Linked DNA regions of Mus musculus: region 2 is linked to region 1. A link is a loop called in an ENCODE intact Hi-C map of the cell type or tissue named here. Cell type or tissue: gastrocnemius. All regions are shown on one strand. Links, peaks and the distances in the headings refer to the core of each region. The heading gives the core; the rest is flanking DNA. Region 1 overlaps Iqschfp (Iqcj and Schip1 fusion protein). Region 2 has its middle 22 kb from the start of Il12a.

Region 1 (5,378 bases), core at 180-5,179:
GCCTTTAGAGACAACAACTCCTCATGCAGCCCAGGATGGCCTCAACTCTCAACCTTCCTGCCTCTGTTTCCTGTGTGTGGGATTACGGGTATCACTGCCTGAAGAAGAGCTGTTTTGGGATTTTGGTTTTGTTGGCTTACTGAGTTGTATACCATTGGCTATGCTTTAAGATCTCCTTTGGTAGCAATGAACATCCTGTGTCTGCCATCCTCCAAGCCCAACTGCAGACGATGCTCTTCTCACTCACTGTAAAACACACCTCTTGAGTCTCCCCATTCATGCCCTTCCACTTAAGCAATCCACACCATCCCACGGGAGCCACTTCTGCTCGCGCTGGAATGCTGAAATCATGTCTTCAACAAGTTCTGAGCCTCCTCCAGCAACCACCCTCTATCCTCCATCCCCTCTAGAGGGGATGCTTCTGTGTAGCTCTGCTGTATGACATCTGTGTGGTCCATAATGAAGAGATTCCAGGGGTAATCACCACCTAGACCTTCCAGAAATCAAATCAACCAGCAAGACAGACTACCTGTGCCATTTTTTTTTAACGCAATGTTCTGATAAATACTTAGAGAGATGTCTCAGACCAGACTCTTCTGGCTTCCACAAGCACTCATACTTGTGTGTGTGTGTGTGTGTGTGTGTGTGTCTGTGTGTGTGTGTCTGTGTGTCTGTGTGTGTCTGTGTGTCTGTGTGTGTACACTCATATAGTCCCAAACACACATAAACAAAATAAATTTCTTTTAAAACATCAAATGACCCCGAATGATAGCTTCCATAAGCAAAATCTTTTATTTCACCTGGTGTTGGGCTCGAGAGACCAAGGAAGACTGAACTAAGCAGGATTTAAGTGAGGTAGCAAAAGGTCAGAGACCCAGGGAAGTGCACTTTTCAGAAATAAACTGTGCAGACAGCTGTGAATCTCACTGCCAGGCAGGAAGGCGGGAGTGGGGATTATCTGTTCTTTGACTCCATGGCACAGAGGCCTTCAGAAGACCTGGTGGCCCTATCACCCTTCAGCCAAGCCTCTCTGCTTGGGGAAAGTGGTTGAGTTTCACCCAGAGCTGTCTTCCTCCTAAAATGCGATTAAAGGCTAAAGGCAAAGAAATCCCCCTCGAAATGGGAGCCCATTGAAGATGTCTTTACTAAAACCCTTTCTTAATCAGCCATGATGTCCCATTGTCCCTGTGAGCAGCTTTCTTACTGCTGTAAGGAATTACAAGCCCTCCCCCCACCCCACCCCCATCCCACCCACCCAAGCTTCATTCAGTTTCCCACCGGGCTACTATGCTACTAAGGTGGGGTGGGGGCTCTGAATCTGTACTGGAAGCATTCTTGAAGTCCCCCCAGCTGTTAGAAGTTCCTTGTGGGTGGTTGGCCAGTTGGGGGCAGAGCTGTAGAATTTATAATCATTTTTTGCTCAGAATGAAGATATTTGTCCGTGGGCATCTTTAACTTGGTTTTGTGATATCCTTTCTTGCTGGTTGTTTATGTTTTTAGTTTTCTCTCCAGCAGGCAGCTTCTTTGTGAGACTTTATTCATATCTAGGAAATGCTATATAACCCTTGACTGGAGTGAGATTCAAATGCGTCCCCAGACTGTCCTTGCTATCACCTTCCGAACCATAGATCTTGATTTTATTGTTAAAATTTCTTGATTCTACTTTTTAGATGAACTGCAGATATCAAAAATCTGCTAAACTCAGCGTGTCTGGATCAAAGGGAAATCTGAACATACTAGATACCGCAAGATACGTGAAGAAAATTTAAAGGAGGCAGGTCCCGGCACAACTGTAGGGCCAGCTGCTGACTAGTTATGGATGGCGTGAGTGAGTCTTCCTTCAGACAGCAGACTATCATGGGGTGGCTTTCAGTGTGGGAGCAGTGTTAGGGTACAGTCCCTTTAGAAAGTCACGTCAGCTCTAAGAGTCTCTGTGTTTTTGCCCAGCTTCCAGAAAGTGGAGAAAGGAAGGTAGGTCATATGTACAGAGCACCCTCCCCATGCCAAGCTCTGAGCAAACTCAGGGTTTGGAACCCGCTGTAAACCAGTCATCCTGTGGCCTGCTTCCTTTCAGCTCTGGGCCTGGCCTCCTCATCTGTGTCAGGAAGGTTTTTTAAGGGAAAACTAAGCCGGAGCTTGTACAATTATAAAGTCTAACAATAGGTGGCAGTACATATCCATCTTAATCGCAGTGCTGAGACTAAATGGGGGAGCAAGTGTAGTCATGAGCAAGACGTGCAAAGCTTCTCCATCATTAGGATAAAGACAACCAAACAATGTCAAGTATTAGATTAGATCCTTGCAGCATGAATAACACCAGAGCAAATTTGGTGTCCTTTGCCCCAAAGTGGGCTTAGAATGGCTCCCTATGGCCCCTTCTGGCACCCCACCCCCATACATACCCACACACACATACAAGACTTACTTTCCCACAGGACTGGGATGCTGGAGACCCTGAGAATGACCAAATAGTACTGAGAGGATATGGTTCACCTTTAAAAGCTAGTTAGGACCAAGAGCGGAGCCCACCGTCTGGCCACGGTCATCGCAGTGCTTGTCCTGTCTGACTCCAGACCATCCTTTCTGGAGTTTCAGACTCCTGAGCTCCCAAGAGGAGTCTGTTCTCATGGTGCTGGGTGTGGGGGCCAGTCTGCAGAAGCGCATGCGTGCTGTGACTTCCAACACCCTGGGATTTGCTTCTGCCTCTTGGGGTAAACAGACCTGTGGTGTTTTTGTCTTTGAGTGACAGAAGTTGCGCTTCCTCTGTTGGCTTTTGGCAACCGCTTTAAATAAAGGTTCTCATTGAGTGTCCCTGTCTTCCTGGAGGGGAAGGAAACTTTCTTCATAGTCTTGGGACACTGGTTCTTGTGAACTTGTTTGGGTTGTCCTTCTAAAGCAGAATTCGAAATAGCATTCCACCACATTATTGGCTCAAGTCTGTTCATCTCGAGTGGCAGAACTGCAAACACAAAACATCTTTCTGTATGGGCCAGCTCTGTGTTTGTTATCCACTGGGTGCTATAACGTAGAGCGTTAAGCGACAAACTGATGTGGAAAAAAGACCGGAATTCTGGGAGGCCCTCTGATAAACTTTTTAATTGCAGGAAAGAATTGGCTGAGGCAGAAGGATTGCCATCCCAGGCTACGTAGCAAAATCCTGTCTCAACCACAACAGAAGGAAATGTAGAATGATTTGGGTCACTAAGTTCTCCACATGAAGAGCACATAGAACTGTTTTGATAGTTAACCCCGTTTAATCAGCTACAGTCAGGTAACAAATAGCTAAGCAGAATGACTGTCCCGCTTGTTCCCACCCAGACTACAGAGCGGGATGAACCTCCAGATATGCTTTGTCAATGACAGCGGCAGTGACAAGGACAGCGATGCAGATGACAGTAAGACGGAAACCAGCTTGGACACGCCCTTGTCCCCCATGGTAAGTCCACGTGGCCACCGGCCGAGCCGTTATCTTGTCTTTTTTCCTGGCTGTTCAGTGTTTATTCTGTTGTGAATCTGCAGCAGCCCTTCTGGGAGGGGCTGGGGTTACACGCTTCAGGAACTTGACAATGGGGCTGCAGAGATGGCTCAGTGGTCAAGAGCACTGACTGCTCTTCTAGAGGTCCTGAGTTCAATTCCCAGCAACCACATGGTGGCTCACAACCATCTGTCATGGGATCTGATGCTCTCTTCTGGTGTGTCTGAAGAAAGCGACAGTGTACTCACGTACATAAAATAAATAAATCTTTAAAAAAAGAAAAAGGGATTTGACAATGACCACAAAATCAAAATCAGGATACAGTAAATACGGCTTATTAAAGTTGTTGACTATGAGAGAAATCACTTACTAGTCTAGAGATTATAAAATGTAGCTGGGCATGGTGGTGTGTGCTTATAATCCCAGCACTTGGGGGTCGGTGGCAGGAGGATCACAAGTTTGAGGTCAGCCTAGGATACGTAGTGAGTTCAAAGCTGCCTAGGGATAGATAAGGAATAGCTACATCCCTTATCTATTCCTTACATATAATGGAGCTAAGTGTGGAAGAAGGAATCCTTTCTCATTGGGCTTTGAACTACAGGCTCAGCCCTTTCTCACATGTTTCAGAAGTCAAAAATAATCATGACTGCTTGCTACTGGGATGTTTTTCCCTCTGTGGTATCTTGTTCCGATGACCAAGAGGTGTGTGTTGATCAGGCAAATGTCATTTGATGCCTGACCTCAGAAGACTATCTCAGACCGTGGCTCTGGGTTCCATAATTAAACATGGTCCTGTTATACCTTTTACCACTCTTCTATCCGTGCTCAGAACAGTCATTCTAAGTAGGCCCTTTTTGAGGTTTCTTGTGACCGATGGGCTCATTGAGATCAAGTGGGTAGTGGTACTGCTGCCAGGCCCCCACCTATGTGGAGAGAGGACCCTGTTGCTAGTGCCCCACCCCAGCTGCATGGCAACTAGAGTGAAGCTTGAAGCTGCTCTCCCTTCCTTCACAGAGCAAGCAGAGTTCTTCCTATTCGGATAGAGACACAACTGAGGAGGAGTCTGAATCCCTGGATGACATGGACTTCCTCACAAGGCAAAAGAAGCTACAAGCTGAAGCCAAAATGGCTCTGGCCATGGCCAAACCAATGGCCAAAATGCAAGTAGAAGTGGAAAAACAGAACAGGAAAAAGTCTCCCGTCGCTGATCTTGTAAGCAGCGGAGGCTGGCATGCAAGCGGGCGTTTGGGGCTGAAGATGGGTTCTTTCCCAGAGTTATGCAAACTTGGGTTTCTCTGAGGCAGTTTGTCAGAAGCACCGGCAATTGAGAAAGAACAAAGTCCGTTTCTTTTTCCGGTCTCCCTGTTACACTGAGAAACACAGGGGCAGCATTTCGTAGAATTAAATGCTCGAGGGCCAGTGATTCAGATCTCCTGTGTTCCTGCTCTTGCACAAGTAAAGGTTGCTATAGTTCTCTCCCACCTCTTTAAGGAGATGGTGGAATGTAATGAATTAGTGCCCTGGACTTAGCAGTCACGGTTAGCTCTGCCACTGGCCTGCTGCAGGGATCCGACAAGAGGCTCGCATGCCAGTTTTCACATGTGCCCTGTGGATAACAGCACCCGGTTGGGAGTATGGTTGTCGAAGACACAGTGAGAAGGCATCCAGGGCACCTTACCTGGCACTGGTATAGAGTAGTAAGCAGCAGCTGATAGTGTTCATGTTTTCCCTGCTATTCCTATTACGTTCCCCACAACTAGTGTCAGAGACCAACCGAAAGCCTGGCACTCGGACAGCATATCATCTGGTATACGGAGGGCATCGTAGGAAATGGGTGTTAGATATGGGGCCACCCTTGGGACACTCAGGGGCTGGGAAAGCTTTTAGGCTCAAACCTGGGTGG
Region 2 (5,378 bases), core at 212-5,211, 98 kb after region 1:
AGTGTTGGGACATGCAGATTCCTGATTGAATCAAAGCATTAGAACCAACCTCCAACATAAACGTGCTGACAGCCAATAGCTGGGTAGAAAAGACTTAGGAGGAATTTAGGATTTCTGGGCTTGGGAGAACCACCCAAGGGAAAAGAAGGTGAAGGAGGAGGAGGAAGACACCAAGGGTTGGAAGTCCTGAAAATTCAGCCCATTGGAGTTAAGAGCAGCTCAGATGAAACACAGTACGTAATAACTCTGTGTTATCAATACGGAAGTATATTCTATAGCAAAGAGGGTAGATATCTGCCCAACTCTTGTGCTGTTTAGGCTTTATTGTAAATAGAGAGGCTGTGTGTGCTTTTATTTTGGAACTGATAAATCAAAGGCGGGGTAGAAACCCTGGATAGGGATTAAAACTTTCAACAACAGGTGAGGTGCATCTCCCCCTCCCCCACACCACCTCACAGGTGAGGGGCAGGGCCAGCTCTACTGTGCTCCTCAGGGAAGGGGCTGCCCGCTCTTCCTAGTACTGCACCCAGTACGGAACAGGCTCACCTCTCCCTAACTCACTCCACTGGGGCCAGATTTCCCACCCCAGAGCTACCAGAGTCAACTCTCCCATGCTGTCCAGGTGAGAGGTAGAGACAGCTCTCCCGCCAGAGGCAAGGGGCAAGGCCAACTCAACACAATGCTTGGACATCAACATGGTTTCAGACAGTAACCCAGGCCGGGCACATCTGCACAGCCTTTGATGGTAACACATGCCTCCAACATCAACATAGACCCTGGCTGTGACAGGACCCTGGGTCTAGACATGCTCCCAGCAGCAGCATGAGCCAGGAAGTCACTATGGCTTCAGGTGGCAGCCAAGACCACTGATATGGGGATGCCCTCCCTTCAGATAGCAGCATAGACCCCAGATGTAGTAGGGCCACAGACCTTGGAGGCAGCCGGGGTCCAGATATCACCATGACCCCAGTGGTTGCTCAGACACCTCACATCCTCCTGTGCCACACCATCATCTCATCTCCAGTTCCCTCTCTCTACAGTGCAGGGACCACTCAGCTTTGCCTCTGCTTTCTCTCCATCATCTCCATTCTCTCATTGTAGTGGTACCCATTGCAGAGCCTGGAGTGGGTGTTTGGATGTCTCTCTCTTCCGGCTCCCCCCTAGTCCATTGCTTCTTAACAGTTTTTAAAGACTGAACAATTTATTCCTTTATATGACATAATTGCTAGGGAAGTGTGCTGGCTAGTTTTATGTCGACTTGACACAAGCTAGAGACACATCAGAGAAGGAGCCTCAACTGAGAAAATGCCTACATAAGATCGACCTGTAAGGTTTTTCGGGTTTGTTTTGTTTTGTTTTGTTTTCAGAAATAATGGTAACTCAATTTCTGGGTACAACAACTAAAATCCTAATCTTATAAGCCTTATTAAATCTAAATCCAACGGTGGCGAATCCTGATGGATCCACCCTTGAAACCGGGAGGCACTAGTAGCTACATTTTGTCCTCATGCTATTCCTGTCCAAAAGGACTGTAGGGTATTTTTTAAATTAGTGATTGAAGTAGGAGGGCCCTGCCCATGGTGGGTAGCAACATCCCTGGGCTAGCAGTCTGGGGTTGTATAAGAAAGCAGGCTGACAAGTAGTAAGGAGCAAGCCAGTAGGAAACACCCCTCCCTGGCTCCTGCCTAGTTTGAGTTCCTTCCTTAGCTCTTAGCTTCCTTCAGCGGGCTACATAATTCAGGATATGTGGATCACATAAACCCTTTCCTTGACAAGTTGCTTGTGGCCATGGTATTTCATCAAATCTGTAGAAACCCTAAGACAGGTATAATGTGCACAATGAAAAGTCCGATTTTCATTTGTTTGCAAGTCAAATTAAAATTAAATTGAAATTAAAAAGTGTAGATAGCAAAAGTAATTTATGTGGCCCAAAAGGAAAAGTATTCGGCACACGGCAGACAATTCATCTTTGCCCTCGTTCAGCTCCATGAGCTTAAGCAAGCTCCAACACAAGGCATCTGTCACAGCGGTGGCCGACATCGAGGACAGAAGTCCAGTCTCTTCTGTGCTCTTCCCCAGTGCTGGTGAAGGAAGCATTTATCAGAGACCCGGAAATGGAAGAGGTGTTTTATCTCATCTGCTGCACGTACTGACCTCTCAGAAACAGTAACATGTTCTTGGAAGAACCTGTGCTTGCCGGCGCAATCGCACTGGTCCACAGAAAACATCACCCACTTACTGCATTTTCCACCTTCACCTTTGTGATCTTGCGTTGCGGGGGTGCAGAAAAGCCCCTTGCTGCGAAGGTTAAAGTCCTGAACCGAGAGTAGTGGCACACGCCTTTAATCCCAGCACTCGGGGAGGCAGAGGCAGGAAAAAGTGAGTTCCAGGACAGCCAGGGCTATACAGAGAAACCCTGTCTCAAGAAACCAAAAAAAAAAAAAAAAAAAAAAAAAAAAAAGAGTCCCGGTCCTTCGCAAACTTCGCTGGTGACTTAAGGAGATCCTGCCCTTCTGCAGGATCCCATTGCCTCATCCCATGCTCAACCAATAATAAACATCCAACATTTGGACTGCCGTCTTCTATGCCCCACAGGTTTCTCTTTTAAACTGTTCTGGGATCTGGAGCCTAGATTGAAGAGCAACGCTAAGGACTCACTCATGCCACCTAGTGGCTGCCTGGTATATGGCTGAGTATTCCTAAACTTGAAATTTCCACTTTTTAATTTTTAATGAATTCAACTTTTCCTAGCGTCTATCATAAACACAAGTACCCAGAGGCGTTTAAGTCAGACCATGAACCTAGACAATTAACAAGATCTCAATGTGATCCTGTTAATATTGAAGCTGCCCGTGCCTTTTAAATCTCTACGGTGATATACTGTGTCTGAAACTACTAGAGGAGTGACTGGATAGCTCAAAGTCGTCCTTACAAACAAATAATATAAACGGTGACCACTAGAGTTTAGAAAGACAGAGAGTGTGGGGGAGGGACATGTCTCAGCACCTGTCCTGAAATAAGTAACATAGTGGGAATAATTTCCAGTATTCTATAGCAAAGCAGTATAACTGACAAGAGTTTGCAGGAAACGATTGCAGGTCTGCTGAGGACCTGCACGGAAAGAGTTAAAAGGCCCAAATATAAAAAAATGAGATTGGGGGCGTTAGAATATGGTAAAAAGAATGGTGCATAGTCAAATCAAAACAACCCTGAGATTCCATCTCACACCAGTCAGAATGGCTAAGATCAAAAATTCAGGCGACAGCAGATGCTTACGAGGATGTGGAGAAAGAGGAACACTCCTCCATTGTTAGTGGGATTGCAAGCTTGTACAACCACTCTGGAAATTAGTCTGGCGGTTTCTCAGAAAATTGGACATGGTACTACCAGAGGATCCCGCAATACCTCTCCTGGGCATATATCCAGAAGATGTTCCAACTAGTAAGAAAGAAACATGCTCCACTATGTTCATAGCAGCCTTATTTATAATAGCCAGAGGCTGGAAAGAACCCAGATGCCCCTCAACAGAGGAATGGATACAAAAAAATGTGGTACATTTACACAATGGAGTACTACTCAGCTATTAAAAAGAATGAATTTATGAAATTCCTAGGCAAGTGGTTGGACCTGGAGTGCATTATCCTGAGTGAGGTAACCCAATCACAAAAGAACTCAAATGATATGTACTCACTGATAAGTGGATATTAGCCCAGAAACTTAGAATACCCAAGATATAAGTTACAATTTGCAAAACACATGAAACTCAAGAAGAATGAAGACCAAAGTGTGGACACTTTGCCCCTTCTTAGAATTGGGAACAAAACACCCATGGAAGGAGTTACAGAGACAAAGTTTGGTGCTGAGACAAAAGGATGGACCATCTAGAGACTGCCATATCCAGGGATCCATCCCATAATCAGCCTCCAAACGCTGACACCATTGCATACACTAGCAAGACTGTGCTGATAGGACCCTGATATAGCAGTCTCTAGTGAGACTACACCGGGGCCTAGCAAACACATAAGTGGATGCTCACAGTTAGCTATTGGATGGATCACAGGGCCCCCAATGGAGGAGCTAGAGAAAATACCCAAGGAGCTAAAGGGAATTGCAACCCTATAGGTGGAACAACAATATGAACTAACCAGTACCCTGGAGCTCTTGACTCTAGCTGCATATGTATCAAAAGATGGCCTAGTCGGCCATCACTGGAAAGAGAGGCCTATTGGACTTGCAAACTTTATATGCCCCAGTAAAGGGGAATGCCAGGGCCAAAAAGTGGGAGTGAATGGGTAAGGGGGTGGGGGGGAGGGTATGGGGGACTTTTGGGATAGCATTGGAAATGTAAATGAGGAAAATACCTAATTTAAAAAAAAAGAAAATAATAGATTCTGTTAGAATCTCGCTACCAGAATTCAGGGTTTGAGCTTTGTGTCTCATCAGTGAAAGTGGAAGGGTATTTTAAACTTTTATAAGAAAAGTCTCTACTCCTTCCTCTCATAATTTATTTCAGCTTGTTAAAATATTGTGTGTCTTAATTATTTTGTACTTTCATTTTTATTATGCAAAATTATTCAGAATAAAACATGCATATTCTAAAAAAAAAAAAAAAGTAACATGCAGACAGTGTTGCAAAACTCCAGGTGGGAGCTGTGACTGTCGTGTAAAAATGACATATGTAAAATATACAACTGAAGTGTTTGAAGGAGAAAGGTGTCATTTGGGAGAGATTTATTCTCAAAGTCACAAGAAAAAAAATGGGAAGCGAGAAAAAAAAAAAAGAATGGTGCATAGTAAACAATGCCTTGGAGATCTGTGAGAGAAGCAACAAGAAATAAGGCAGAGGACCTTTACATCAGGGCATTTTGTTCCCTGGATGGTTCTTGGACACGAGTCCATGCCTCCTGTGAGAAACATTTACATTTCATTTATAAGACATGTTTATTCTTGTTGGATGCCAGACCACAGCTACAGGACCCAATCTGACTCTGACATGGCCTCCTGCCTTGCTTTCGACCTTTCCCAGATATAATCTGTAGCGCATGCCAGACAACTGTGTTTGAATTGCTCTGTGCGGAGAGAGTTCTGGGAAAGGCTGCTCTGTCAGTATTCAGTATTTCTTACCGGTGTTTATTGACACGTTTTTCTGAACTCAAACAACCTCCATTGCTTTCTTTGTTACGGTCGCATATGAAAGTACAGTGAAACAGGAAAACTGCTGTTTAAACATCAGATGGTAATTCACCGCATTCATTCGGTCCTCAGGTCTCAGTCCAGCAGACAAGATCTGCACAGGTCGACGAAAGTCTACAGGAGATGTAGCTCAGAGGCGGGAGGATGGCTGCTATCACTTGCCAGATGAGACAGAGGGGTTACTA

What was found. Peaks named below come from ENCODE experiments on the same cell type or tissue, not always from the same donor. Only the 100,000 strongest peaks of a DNase experiment are listed, where the experiment ranks them.
Region 2: a loop joins it to region 1, with 8 times the contacts of the local background. A loop is called at or near these places in 30 of 42 quality-filtered maps.

The regions. Positions count from the first base shown.
Region 1 is chr3:68,613,122-68,618,499 of GRCm38, forward strand. It overlaps Iqschfp (Iqcj and Schip1 fusion protein), which reads left to right. Exons shown (of 11, transcript NM_001113419.2): 7 at 3,319-3,436; 8 at 4,490-4,687. Schip1 (schwannomin interacting protein 1) reads left to right here. Exons shown (of 8, transcript NM_001113421.1): 4 at 3,319-3,436; 5 at 4,490-4,687. Among named protein-coding and RNA genes, the nearest start is that of Gm22073, 68 kb to the left of the region's middle. In gastrocnemius, for the core only: a CTCF peak has its summit at 2,168 (motif pointing right); a DNase peak (open chromatin) is centred at 2,078; H3K27ac peaks cover 2,775 bases.
Region 2 is chr3:68,711,149-68,716,526 of GRCm38, forward strand. No RefSeq gene overlaps it. Among named protein-coding and RNA genes, the nearest start is that of Il12a, 22 kb to the left of the region's middle. In gastrocnemius, for the core only: no CTCF peak of the experiment used is centred there; a DNase peak (open chromatin) is centred at 2,658; H3K4me3 peaks cover 454 bases.